Regions from separate parts of the Homo sapiens genome. Here region 1 is linked to region 2. Evidence: chromatin loops called from intact Hi-C (ENCODE). Cell type or tissue: endothelial cell of umbilical vein. All regions are shown on one strand. Each heading gives the region's core, and the rest is flanking DNA. Links, peaks and the distances in the headings are about the cores only. Region 1 has its middle 47 kb from the start of LINC01753. Region 2 has its middle 59 kb from the start of MIR4422.

Region 1 (12,103 bases), core at 9,604-12,103, 610 kb before region 2:
CAAATACCCAAATACCTCTGACAAACATAATTTATCATAAAGAATGAAATAATTACAAAGAATTACATTATGTTAGTACATTTGCAAACTTAGTTAAAATAGATGCATTTCAGGAAAAATATAAATTAACTAAATTGACTCAAGATAAAATAGCAACTAAAATAAACCAGTAGCCATTAAAGTTAGACTGCAACAAAAATGACCCCTATATAAAGCAAAAATAAGATCAGATGTAAACATGCTAAATAAATATTAACATGAAGATTTCAGCCATGTTAAAAACAAGACACCATAAGCAAATAATGTTTACTTAGGAAGCAGGGAGGTTCACCACAGTAAAATCTATTATATAGTGTACTACACTAATAAGAGAAACAATAAACAACTATCTCAATGGATGTAGAATAAACATTTAAAATGTTCAGCATCCATTCAAGGTGAAAATGAAAAAAAATCTCATAATCAACTCTGATTAGGAAGAAAATCTCTTAACCTGTTGAAAATATCTGTCAAAACCTACCAAACACAATACTTACAGTGAAACAATAGAACCATTTCTGCTTTTAGTCAATATTGTATTAAGAGCCCTAAATAATACAATGTGAAGAAAGAAAAGAACATACAAATTATAAAGGAATAAAGATAACTGTCCTTATTTGTAGACAATATAATTGTCTTGTAAACAGTCCCAAGAGATTCATAGACACTGTGTTAGATCTAATTAATTAATTCAACAAAGCTGATAGATACAAGATATACATAAATCAAATATACTTTTACACAAATGCAAAAATTAGAAAACATAATAGAAAAAGAAAGATTTCATTCAAATAGTGATTAAGAACTTTATATTATATAGGAATAAGTATAATGAAAATATATTTATGTTCATATTAAGAAAATTATAGGGAATTATTAAAGGATATAAAGAAAACTTGAATAAATGAACATGTATATTAAGCCTACAGTTGAATAGACCCAATATACTAAAGTATGTCAGTTCTCCATAGTTAGTTTATAAATTCAAGTCACTCAAAACCAAATCTTAGTGGTATTTCTTTACTAAATTGAAAGGGCCAAAAATAACTAAGAAAAAGTTGAAAGAACATAACAAAGTGCTGGTACTTGCTCTACCCAATATTAAGCTTTATTATTAAGCCCTAGTAATTAAAACCATGCGGTATTAGCACAAGCTCATAGGCAGACCAATGAAAATAATACAGAGTTCAGAAACAGAATCATGCATATAGAAACGTCATATATGACAACTGCAGCATTGTAGACCAATAAAGTAAAAAATGATTATCCCAATAAATAGTATAAATGCAATTGTATATACTTTCAGATAAAAAAAATAAGTTTCCTACCTCATACCATATGCAAAAATTTATTGGAAGTGAATTAAAGTCATAAATATGAAAAGTAAAACTCTAAAACTTTTGAAGAAACCATAGCAAAGAGTTATTAAAAAATACAAAAAAAACCTATGAACCATGAAAATTTACATAGTTATCCACATTTAAAATTTTAAAAAATTATTAAACAAAATACAATGTAAAGTGAGAAGAGTAACAAGATATTTGGAGTAGATATATGCAATAATATAATTAGCAAAAAATTAGTACAAGAATATTCAAAATATCCATATAAATTGACATGAAAAAGAAACTCTTAAAAATTGTCCAAAGATATAAGTAGAAGCAAAAATGGCCAAGAAACTTAGAAAAAGATGTTTAATTGTATTAATAATCAGAGATATGTAAATTAAAGCCACATTTATATAGTATTTTATATCCAGATTATCAAATATTAAAAAGCTTGTCATTTCTGAATATCTGTTTCTGGTTATGATAGAGTAGCTAAGAACAGACTTTATCACTATGAAAAACTAGAAAGATAGTCAAATGAAATTATTTAAAATGTTTTATGTTTAGCAACTGCAAACCAACTGTTTTAGTAGAGAGCTCTTAAAGGCAAAGAAACGTTCCAGAGGGATGAGAGCTATGTAGAGGAAAAGCTCCAGAAAATTACACAGAGATGCCTTTTACTGTATTGCTCAGTATAAATTTACTGATGTGTAGAGTGAAATTATATGAATAAGGGCAAAGGGGCCGGGTGTGGTGACTAACACCTGTAATCCCAGCACTTTGGGAGGCCAAGGTGGGCAGATCATGAGGTCAAGAGATCAAGACCATCCTGGCCAACATGGTGAAAACCCGTCTCTGCTAAAAAAAAAAAAAATAAAAAAATTAGCTGGGCGTGGTGGCACGCACCTGTAGTCCCAGATACTTGGGAGGCTGAGGCAGGAGAATCACTTGAACCCGGGAGGCGGATGTTGCAGTGAGCCAAGACTGCACCACTGCACTCCAGCCTGGCGACAGAGTGAGACTCCATCAAAAAAAAAAAAAAAAAAAAAAAAGGCAAAGGACAATTGTGAATGTGCAAGCTGAGAAATTCTCAAAGCTCATATAGAGCTGGGGGATTCCAAGCACCAAACAGAATGAAAAGTCATAATGTCATACCTGGATCATTTGCTTGAGACCCAGAAAGAGTTATGCCTTAGTCTAAGGACTAAATTATACCCAGGGTAAAAGAATACCTTGAAACTTTAAAAAATAAAACCTCAAATAATAATGCTAATCTGAAAGTAACATTTATCGCAGAATAAATCAGAAAATATTGCTAATCTGAAAGTAACCTTTATTGCAGATAAATCAGAAAATTCTTCTTTTTTTTTTTAGATGGAGTTTCACTTTTGTCACCCAGGCTGAAGTGCAACAGCACATGATCTCTGCTCACTGCAGCCTGCGCCTTCCAGGTAAAAGTGATTCTCATGTTTCTCCTGCCTCAGCCTCCCGAGTAGCTGGTATTACAGGCACCCACCCCCAGGCCTGGCTAATTTTTGTATTTTTTTAGTAGAGACAGGTTTTCACCATGTTGGCCAGGCTGATCTCAAACTCTTGACCTCAGGTGATGCACCCACCTTGGCCTCCCAAAGTGCTGGGATTACAGGCATGAGCCACCGCACCCAGCCTGAAAATTCTTTAAAGGAAAAAAACAAACCCACACTCAACAATGTGATAATCATAACAACCATCAGCCTATCAAAAATTGCTAGACTTCAGCACAGGAATTCAAGATTGCACTGAGCTATGATCACGCCACTGCACTCTACCCTGGGCAACACGGCAAAATCCTGTCACAAAAAAATAAAAAAAAAATTAATACAGAGGACCAAATGCAGGAAGATACAACCCATAATTGATAGAGGGAAAAAATCCAATAGAAACATACTCAGAAATGATAGATATGCTAGAATTAGCAGAGAATGAATTTAAAGAAATTATTATACCTGTGTCTACAAAAAATACAAAAATTCACCAGGTTTGGTGGCACATGCTTGTAGTCTAAGCTACTTGGGAGGCTAAGGTGGAAGGGTCACTTGAATCCAGGAGACAGAGGTTGCAGTGAGCCGTGATTGTGCCGCCACACTCCAGCCTGGACAACAGAGTGAGACTTTGTCTCAAAAAAAAAAAAGAGTTATACATAAGTGTGTGTATGTTTATATACACATGTCTGTGTGTATACACATGTGTGTATGTGCATGTAGCAGAGGTTTTAAAGAAAAACATAAACACAATGAAGAGAAAAATTGGAGATATAAAATAAAAATCCAAATGGAACTTCTGGGGATAAAAATGCCGTACCTAAAATTAAAATCTGATTGGATGGACTTCATAGCAGACAGAACATAACAGATTTTTAAAAAGCAGTGAATTTGAAGACGTAAGAACTATCAAGACTAAAGCACAGAGAGAAAGATTCAAGATTCAAAAAATAAACACAGCCTCGGTAACGTGTGGAGAAATATCAAGTGGTCCAAATAAGTTGCAGTTGGGAACTCAAAATGAATGAAAGGACCTCAAGACAGAAAACGAAATTTAAAAAATAATTACCATAATTTTTGCAAATTGGATGAAAACTAGAAACTCAAGAAAATTAAAGAATTTCAAAAGGATAAGAATAAACATGCATGTACACATACACAAAGGCATACTATCATCAAATTGCTAAAAATGAGTGACTTACTGTAAGAAGCTATGCAAACTAGAACACAATAAAATAGTATAATTAAAGAATAATAATAATTTTTTATTATACTTTAAGTTCTGGGGTACATGTGCAGAATGTGCAGTTTTGTTACATAGGTATACATGTGTCATGGTGGTTTGCTGCACCCACCAACCCGTGATCCACATTAGGTATTCCACCTAATACTATCCCTCCCCTAGCCCTCCAGCCTCCAACAGGCCCCACTGTGTGATGTTCCCCTCCCTATGTCCATGTGTGCTCATTGTTCAGCTCTCACTTATGAGTGAAAACATGTGGTGTTTGGTTTTCTGTTCTTGTGTTAGTTTGCTGAGAATTATGGTTTCCAGCTTCATCCATGTCCCTGCAAAAGACATGAACTCATCCTTTTCTATGGCTGCATAGTATACCATGGTAGGACTGAAAGAAAAAAAATCTATCAACACAGAATTCTGTAACTAGTAGAAATGTCTATCAAAAGTGAAGGTAAAAATTTTTTTTCAGGTAAGCAAAAGCTGAAAGAATGTGTTTCCAGCATACTTCAATGACAAGAAATGTTAAAGAAAGTTGTTCAGGTACAGGGAAAATAATATCAGATGGAAACTTGGATCTGCAAAAATAAAGAAAAGGCAACAGAGATGGTAAATATATTTTTATATAGAAAATATTTTCTTATGAAAATTTAGAGAACACATAATGTATTTTGGAATTCATAAAGTATATATAAATAAAGTATATGACAACGATGGAAAAGCACAGGAGCAACATAAGAGAAGTATGCAGTTTTAAGGAGCGTACATTAATTGTGGAGTGGTATAGTATTATATAAAGTTAGGCTAATGATGAGATGAAGACTCATTTTGAAAACCTTATAGCAACCACAAAAATAAATAAGATGAAGCTGGATGGCTAATATTCCAATGATGGAGATAAAATATGTATTAGGGTTCTCTGGAGAAATAGAACCAATAGGGTGTGTGTGTGTGTGTGTGTGTGTGCGTGCGTGTGTGTGTGTGTGTAAAGTGATTTATTTTAAGACATTGGCTCATTTGAATTATGGAAGCTAAACAGTCCAAAATCTGTAAAGTGATCCAGCAGTAAGCCTGTCCAGCCTGGGCAACAGAGAAAGACCCTGTCTCTAAAAAGAAAAAATTACAAACACAGAGATAGATTGGAAGTAAAAAGACAGAAAAGGATATACCATAAAAATACTAAGCATAAGAAAGCTGCAGTGCCTATATTAGTAACAAAGACTTCAGAACAAGAAATATTACCGAGGATAGAGAAATTTCATAACAATAAAGCGGTTAATTCATTAATAATTCATAACGCCTAAATGTGTATGCACCTTATTTTAAAACTTTGAAATACATAAGCAAAAACTTCAAAACTTCTCTTGACGCAATTGATAAAACAATAAATAGAAAACTAGTAAGGATATAGAAGGTTTGAAAAACATTTTCAATGAATTTGTCTTCATTTACATTTATAGAATACTGCACCCAACAACAACATAATATACATTCTTTCCAGGTGTGCATAGAAATTCACCAAGATAGAATATATGCCAGCCTGTTTAACAATTCTTAAAAAAATTTTAAAGGATTAAAATCATACAGAATATTTTCTCTGGGTTCAAGAACTAAATTAGACACCAATAACATAAGATGGCTTTATAAATCCCCAAATATTTGGAAATCAAATAATACAATTTAAAAATAGCCCATGAACAAAAAAAATCAAAAGTGAAATTAAGAAATACTTTGAACTGCATATAAACTTTTAAAAAGCATCAGTTTTATGAGATCCAGCTAAAGCCCTGTGACAGGTCTAAGATTTAACCCTGTTACGAAAGCTAGTAAGTGAGTCAGCTATGGTTTGTAGATACTGACAGAAGCCTCATGATTCTTGGGTAAGAGATCAAGGACAGAAACAGTAGTAAACAGAATATCAACATTTTTCTTGTTCCAGTTCCCTGACTACCAATCCTCATAATGTGATACAAGTAAGAATTTAGTGACACACTTACACATAGTGGGGTGAAGTACAAAAGAGAAGCCCTGGCCTAGAGAACTTGCATCTTTTATAATGATCAGCAAGCACATCTGTCCTTTGCTTCAGAAGCAGACATTATCCCTAACTTTTAAGGCTGTAAACAAAGCCACCCTTTGCTTTGGAGGAAGATGCTTCCTCTATCTTGTAAGACTATTAGATAAACATACTTGAAAAGACAGTTTCAAAAAAAAAAAAGCCATCAATGCCATTTGCAAGAAATACAGAGATGTTAGAGATCTTGGGAGAATTGTCCCCTAACGTGCTTAGAGTGAAACTTTTAATTTAAATACTACATCACCAAAAATCTAAAATTAATCATCTGAGTTTCCATCTTATGAAGCTAAAACAAAAAGCAAATAAATCCTGAGTAAGTAGAAAGAAAAAAAAGTAGAAATCAATAGAATGGAAAATAAAGAATAGATAAAATTAATAAAACCTAAAGCTGTTTGTTTTAGATGGTCAATAAAATTGATAAGCCTCTAGCTACAGTGATCAAGAAAAAAAGAAGGAAGACACAAATAGTCAATATTAGGCATGAAAAAGGGGACAACACTATAGATCCTACAGACATGAAAAAGGACAAAAAGGGAATATTAGAAACAATCTAATAAATTAAACAACTTTGATGAAATGGCCAAATTCCTTGAAAAACACAAATTACCAAAATGGACTAAGAATGAATAGAAAATCTGGATATCTTGAAATCTATTAAATAATATACATTTATAGTTAATAATCTATCCACAAAGAATCTTGATGCCCAAATGGCTTCTCTGATAAACTCTATCAAATATTCAAGGAAAAAAATAATACTGATCCCATATAAAATTTTTCAGAAAATAAAGAAGAATTAAACACTTCTCAGTTCATTGTATGGGGCTAATATTACCCTTATGGAGAAACCAGACAAAAATAATTCAATAAAAGAAACTACATTGTGCTAAGTGAAAGAAGTTAGACATCATGGGTGCAAGCTGTATGATTTCATTCAAATGAAATTCTAGAGAAGTCAAAACTAACATATAGTGACAGAAATCAAATGAATGGTTTCCTGGAGCGAGGACTGAGAGGGAGCATTGATGTGAAAAGTTCATAGAAAATTTGCAGGGGTGGGGGCGATAAAATTGCTCCAAATTTGGATTGTGATGGTGTTGTTCATAGAAGTGGATACATTTGTCAAAACTCACCAAATTGTTTCCCTGAAATAAGTTCATTTTGTTATAAATTTTACTTCAAGTAAAAATTGATTTTTAAAAATTTAGTTGAGTTTTTAAAAATTTAATAAGTCTAAATATAAACGAACATATGAGCAATCAAATGTTCACATACTTCTGATTGTAATGTCAGTTGGTCTATTTATTTAAGAGTATTACTTGGTCATATCGAGTTGAAGATGAACATGTTCTTTGACTCAGCAACGTGCACACATGAACAAGAAATCATGTACAAGAAAGTTTATTGCATTATTGTTTAAAAAGTAAAATAGGAAGCAACCTAAATGCCCATTAAAAAGGAAATGGAAAATAAATTATGGCGTATTCTTCTAATTAAATGGTATTCTGTAGTTAAAAATCGTTGCCTAAAGTTACATATTTTAACAGGACAAATTTTAAAAACAATGTTAAAGGATAAAAGCGATTGACCAAATATGTGCAGTACAATACCATTTATGTAAAATTTGAAAGCATACAAAAAAGGCTATACGTTTTTATGAATGTATCCTTATATAGTATTTGTATGAAAGCATGGGAATAATACAAAATTCAGAAATAAAGAGGGATAACAGGACTTCAACTGTATATTTTTATTTTTTCGTGAATAAGAAAATGCTGATGCAATAATGAAATGAAAATGAAAGAATTTTCTAGAATCCAGAAAATAAGATAATTAATACATAGGCATTTATGTGATTTTTTCGATTGACTCTATTTTTGAAATTGTAATAATAAAAAGTACAATGTTTAAAAAATAAAGTTATCTTTGAATTAATGAAAAAAAAACCTCGACAAATTTTGACCATCATTTTAATTTCATTCATTCTTTTTTTTATACCTTTGATCCACAAGTAATTTCAAGCATCTACTAGATGTCAGCTACCAAGCTGAGCATTCGTAATACAAAAATATATGTATACAATGTGTTTTTTGCCCTTTAGTATCTCACAGTCTAGCCAGGTAAGTAAATATACCACCGAAATAGATATGGAAACTACTATAATTGAGCAAAAGTGTCATACTGATATAGATAAGAGAGTAATGCATTTTACACAGTAACTTTGAGTGAGCAATTGCAAGATGATTGGAGTTTAGCAACAAAGAACAGTATGTTTAGAGAAATTGAGGCATAACATGGTATGGCATTTCATTTACTGAGGCTAAGGGAGGATGTGAGGTAAAATGGTGATAAGGAATAAGGCTTGAAAATGTTAGGAATTGATTGAATAATGGATTGGAGAGCTTGGACTTCATATTTTTGTCTGCTGACAGTTACAGGAGGTGTATAAAGCAAAAAAGGGGCATGATTAGGCTTGTGTATCAGAAACATAACTTTGACCATCTGCTATATGGAAGATGAAGTGGGACTGGATTGAGGAAGGGGAAGAAGGTGGACATGGATATGGAGTGACTCATTACAAATCAACTGAAATAATCCAGGGTGGGGTCATGAGGGCCTGAATTGAGGTACCTAGAATTTAAGTGGTGAAGAATATCTTTTTTAAAAATCAGAAGTTATGTGTGTGAACCCATGCTCTTCCAATCACTCAGCATTTATCCTTGAGCAAGTTGCTTCACTGTTCTAGGCTTTAGGAAGATCTGTAAAATGGAAACCACCAATGATAAGAGCTTTTCAGGGAAAGTCAAGCTTGTGCCATCTTAGAACTTTGTGACCTGCTCCAAATATCTGTTCCCTCCGCTGGAAATCTCTTTACCTGCATCTTCACATGGTTGACTCCTGCTTGTGTTTCAGATATGGAAGCATTCTACCTCTTCAGTAATGGGGCTTTCTCTCACCTCCCAATCAAACAGCTTCCTTGGTCACTGTTTTTACTACATCACTTGAAAATTTGTTTCTCAATAGAAATTTATTAATAACCAAAATTTACTTAACTACTCTTTGCCTTTTCATTCATCTATATGCCACTAGAAGGAAAGCTTTGTGAAAAAAAGAGACTTTACCTGCCTTATATCCAACCATACTGCCAGTGTCTAAAACCATGCTCATTAAGTACATTCATTAAATATTAGTTGAGTGTTGAATATAATAAACCCATTTTTAATAAATGCCATGAGAGTTGCCTAAAATCACACAACTAATAAATAGTAGAAAAAAATGAAAATCCTTGTCTTCTGATTTCCTGGTTCACTGATCTTTCCATGCATAACATCTGATCTCTTACCTCATAGGACCACTGGGGGGATCGAATGAGAAGATAAGTTTTCCAAAAATACAAGGCTCATGATTTAGAAGTTGCCCAAAAAGGAAACAATGACTCAGTGCCTCTAGAGGCTGAGACCAATTCACAAAAGACTCTATATGGGCTGTGTCCAACCTAAGAAGTTTGGAAAAGGTCATTCTTTGTTTCTGCTGCTATGTTAAGGCTAGCATTAGGTGTTGTTGTGAACTAGATAGAGATGTGTGATATAGGAGGCAGGTAGATGGGGCAAAGGAAGTAGATACGGGTCTGTCTTACTAAAGGCAAGCAAAGTTTTGAGGTAGGCAGGATTCCCAATTGCTCACATATGATATATTTTTCTCTTTTGGTTTTGACTAAAAGGTTGTATATCCTTTTGGATTTCTTCCTCTTAAAGGACTAAAGAGATAAAATCTATTTGTGTCTGACAAAGAGAAAAGATACAGTTGTCAATGGATGACTAATAATTAAATTTGTTTGATGAAATATATCTATGCAACTATCACTTACTCATCCATTATTTATGGAATTATAAGTGAATTAATTAATGATTAAACACTGCCAAACACTATGCTTGTTTGCTAGGCAGGATGATAAAGAGGTAAACAAAATAGATATGGACTTTAGGGAACTTGAAGGTAAATGAGAAGCTATATTAAACAAATGCAAGTGTGATGAGTTTCTGTCTTGTTGAGTTGACCCTAGAAGAATCCCTTCTTCTCAATAAAACTCAGGGCTAAACAATAAAAGATAACTATGAAAGTTTTTTTTCTTGTTATGTTTGCATTAAACATGTAGGAATATTATTATAGGAAAATATCTGGCTGTGGTAGTTGTGGTGACTCAAGTCCAGGTGTTAATGGACTCTGCTGTTGAGATGCAGTTGATTTTCAAAAGTGACTTTTCTCAATCCAGTAAACTAAGTCAGCAGGACCCTTAGTAATGGCGTCTAAGTGACAATACTCAGTAGAATTCTTTTCTGGATATTTCCAGAGGGCTGAGGCTTTGTGCAGGGTCTTTATTTGTAGCTGATTTTGCTGGTTTTTTTTTTTTTAGCATTTGGTTTCATGGAGGGTATGTTATCAAAGCATTTTTTGGGGGAGTGGGGGCTGGAGGGGCAACTCCATCACCCAAGCTGGAGTGCAGTGGCATGATGGCATGATCATGGCTCACTGCAGCCTTGAACTCCTGGGCTAAAGCCATTCTCCCACCTCAGCCTCTTGAGTAGCTGGGACTACAGGCCAACTATCAACACACCCAGTTAAATTTTGTATTTTTTTGTAGAGATGGGTTTCCATATCTATATATCTATATATCTGGTCTCAAACTCCTGAGTGCCAGTGATCCACATGCCTTGGTCTCCCAAAGTGCTTGGATTACAGGCATGAACTAATGAACCTGGCCAACAAAGTATTTTTAATGTCGACTTTTTGGAGCATTATCCAGTAGGTGGCGTTTAAGCATAATGTTCCCTATGTAGGCTCTTGCTGAGTCACATAGCCTACCTACTGACCACTGTGCTTAAGAAGAGATTGAGGGCATAGTCTCAATATTCTTCAAGAAAAAAATTTCCAACCAAGAATTTAATATCCAGCCAAACTAAGCCTCATAAATGAAAGAGAAATAAGATCCTTTTCAGACAAGCAAATGCTGAGAGATTTTGTTACCACAAGACCTGCCTTACAAGAGCTCCTGCAATATGGAAAAGAAAGACCATTGCCAACCAATACAAAAACACACTTAAGTACACAGATCAGTGACACTGTAAAGCAACCACACAAGCAAGTTTGCATAACAACTAACAACAAGATGACAGGATCAGATCCACACATATTAACACTAACCTTGAATGTAAATGGGCTAAATGCCCCAATTAAAGGCATATATGAAAATCTGGATAAAGAAGCAAGACCCAATGGTATGCTGTCTTCAAGAGCCTTTATTGAACCTATGGGTGTCATTACATGCAATGGGAATAAATGGAAATAAAGGAATGGAGAAAAATCTACCAATCAAAAGGAAATCAGAAAATGCAGGGGTTGCAATCAGACAAAACATACTTTAAACCAACAAAGATAAAAAAAAAGACAGAGAAGGGCATTACATGATGGTAAAGGGTTCAATTCAATAAGAAGGCCTAACTATCCTAAATATATACATCCAACACAGGAGCACCCAGACCCATAAAGCAAATTCTTAGAGACCTATGAAGAGACTTAGAATCCTACACAATGAGAGTGGGAGATTTCAACACCCCACTGAAAAGTATTAGAGAAATCATCAAGGCAGAAAATTAACAAAGATATTTAGGACCTGAACTCAACACTTGACCAAATGTACCTAATAGACATCTACAGAACTCTCTATCCCAAAACAACAGAATGCACTCTTCTCAACACCACATGGCACATACTCTAAAATCAACCACACAATGATACATGAAACAATCTTCAGCAAATTCAAAAAAAATCAAAACTATACCAACCACACTCTTGAATCCCAGAGCAATAAAAATAGAATTTAACTGAAGAAAATTGCTCAAAACCA
Region 2 (2,500 bases), core at 1-2,500:
AGAAAAACCATTATCCCAGCTCTGTCTCTAGTTCATTGTATAATTTTGAATAAGTCAATTCCCCTCTCTGGGATTCCATTCTTAGTTGGTTAAATGAGAGGGTTGGATTAGTTGAGGTACAGCAAATGCATGACACACATGTTGCCATGGGAGACTTACCCATCCAAAGCCCATGCAGACATTGCTAATCAATCACAGCACCCTTTTCCGGTAAGCAGGACACAGTACAGTGCCACCAATAGTCCAGAGTTGGCACATGAAGCAAATAAAACCTGTTTACCATCCCTGAGCTAGACAACTTCCAAGGAGTTCTGCCTGTTATGACATGTTGCCCTCTATGCCCTAGTGAAGAGAACAAAGCAGAAATCAGGAAACCTGGGGCCTTGTCACCACCCTGCCTTGAGTTTTCAGTGCCACCGAGAAAGTAACTCAAAATCTAGGTCTTTCTTTCCTCATTTGTTAAATCGAGGGTAACAATTTTATTCTTGTAATTTTGGGGATCTTTGTAAAGATGAAAATTAAAATTACCACATAGTCTCTTAAAACAATGCGAATTTACTATATTACTATTCTGTAGGTCAGAAGTCCAAAATGGGTTTCACTGGGCTAAAATTGAGGCATCAGCAGAGCCTCCTTCCTTTTGGAAGTTCTAGAGGAAAACCCACTTCCAGCTCTACAGGCTGCCTTAATTCCATGACTGGCAGCCCCTTCTTCCATCTTCAAAGCCAGCAGTGGGGCATTTTCACAACTCTCTGACTCTGACTCTTCCGTTTATTCTCAACTCTCCTTCTCTTACCCTAACCTTCTGCCTTCCCCTTCCAGTATTTAAGCACCCTTGTGATTACATAGGGTCCACCAGGATAATCTTCCTATCTCAAGATCCTTACCTTAATCACATCTGCAAGGTCCCTCCTGCAAAGTGAGGTGACAGATTCACAGGTTTGTGGGGGTTAGGACATGAACATCTTTGGAGGTTCATTATTTAGCCTGCCACACCTCACATAATTCCTTATAAACATCGTCCTCCTGAACAAAGATAAACTGCTCCTGGAGGAAGGCTGAAAAAGGAATTAAACTGCAGAGTCACCAGAAACTTTCTATATCTGCCTGCCTAAACGCCAATGGTTAACATTCTGAAGAGAGCCACAGGAAGGCTAGTTCAGGCTGTTGTCCATTTCATCAACTCTCCACCAAGTTTTTGAGACGAAATACACAAGACAAATTTAAAAAAAAAAAAAAAAAAAAACCAGGAGTGGAAGAAATACTACTTTTTAAACTATCCAACAGCACCCCCCAGTGCCAAGAAGCAGAAAGAGGGGAGAAGGGCTAGCAGTTGGTAAAGGATCAGAATATTGTCCAGGTGTTCACGCTTGTAACACTCCTTTGGGAGGCCAAGGTTGGAGGATCATTTGAGGCCAGGAGCTTGAGACCAGCCTGGGCAACATAGCAAGACTCCGTCTCTAAAAATTAAAAACAAAAAATTAGCTGGAAATGATGGTGCATGCCTGTAGTCCCAGCTACTTGGGAGGTTGAGGTGGGAGGATCTCTTGAGCACAAGAGTTTGAGGCTGCAGTGAGCTATGATTGCACCACTGCACTCCAGCCTGGGCAACAAAGCAAAGTTCTGTCTCAAAAAATAATAATAATAATCAGAATATTTAGCTCCATGGTTCTCCATTAGACACACAAAGCGTGGGATACAACTGATCTGAGACTAGCCCAGGCGTGCGAACTGCATTTTTTTTTTTTTTTTGAGATGGAGTTTCACTCTTGTTACCCAGGTTGGCATGCAATGGCATGGTCTCAGCTCACTGTAACCTCCACCTCCCAGGTTCAAGTGATTCTCCTGCCTCAACCTCCCAAGTAGCTGGGATTACAGGCACCTGCCACCACGCCCAGCTAATTTTGTATTTTTAGTAGAGATGGGGTTTCACCATGTTGGCCAGGCTGGTCTTGAACTCCTGACCTCAGGTGATCCAACTGCCTCGGCCTCCCAAAGTGCTGGGAATACAGGCATGAGCCACTGCACCTGGTCTGCGTGAGCCACTTTCTAAGCTCACCAAGTGATTCTATGTTTTGGACCTTTGATTTACAGTTAAAACCACTGACTTCAGCAAAGCAGTAAACACAGTCTGAAAGCCTTCTAGGCCTTGGGGACTCAAAAATAAATATGATAAGGCTCCTCCTCAAAGAGAGCTTCCAATCTAGGTAGACTATAAGAGCTGGAAAAGACATTGGCCACAACTAACAACTATGGGACATAAGGCAAATTACTTAACCTCTCCGTGACAGATTCCTCATTTGTAAAATTAGAATAATAATAGTTCCTGCCTTATAGGGCTACTAAGAGAGTTAAATGAGGTGACTCACGTAAGGCACTTAACGTGGTATCTGATACAAAATAAGCACACGGCAAGCGTTAGGGGCCAACTGATGAGCCAGAGATGTGAAGTCCATGGCTACTGTTCCCTTGCAACTCACTGCCAACCCCAGAGTCATCT

Evidence for each region. A loop is a pair of places that touch in the nucleus more often than their neighbours do. Peaks named below come from ENCODE experiments on the same cell type or tissue, not always from the same donor. Only the 100,000 strongest peaks of a DNase experiment are listed, where the experiment ranks them.
Region 1: a loop joins it to region 2, with 4 times the contacts of the local background. A loop is called at or near these places in 10 of 110 quality-filtered maps.

What each region holds. Positions count from the first base shown.
Region 1 is chr1:55,892,268-55,904,370 of GRCh38, reverse strand. No RefSeq gene overlaps it. Among named protein-coding and RNA genes, the nearest start is that of LINC01753, 47 kb to the left of the region's middle. In endothelial cell of umbilical vein, for the core only: a CTCF peak has its summit at 10,982 (motif pointing right); a DNase peak (open chromatin) is centred at 11,000.
Region 2 is chr1:55,283,760-55,286,259 of GRCh38, reverse strand. No RefSeq gene overlaps it. Among named protein-coding and RNA genes, the nearest start is that of MIR4422, 59 kb to the right of the region's middle. In endothelial cell of umbilical vein, for the core only: a CTCF peak has its summit at 1,309 (motif pointing left); a DNase peak (open chromatin) is centred at 1,229.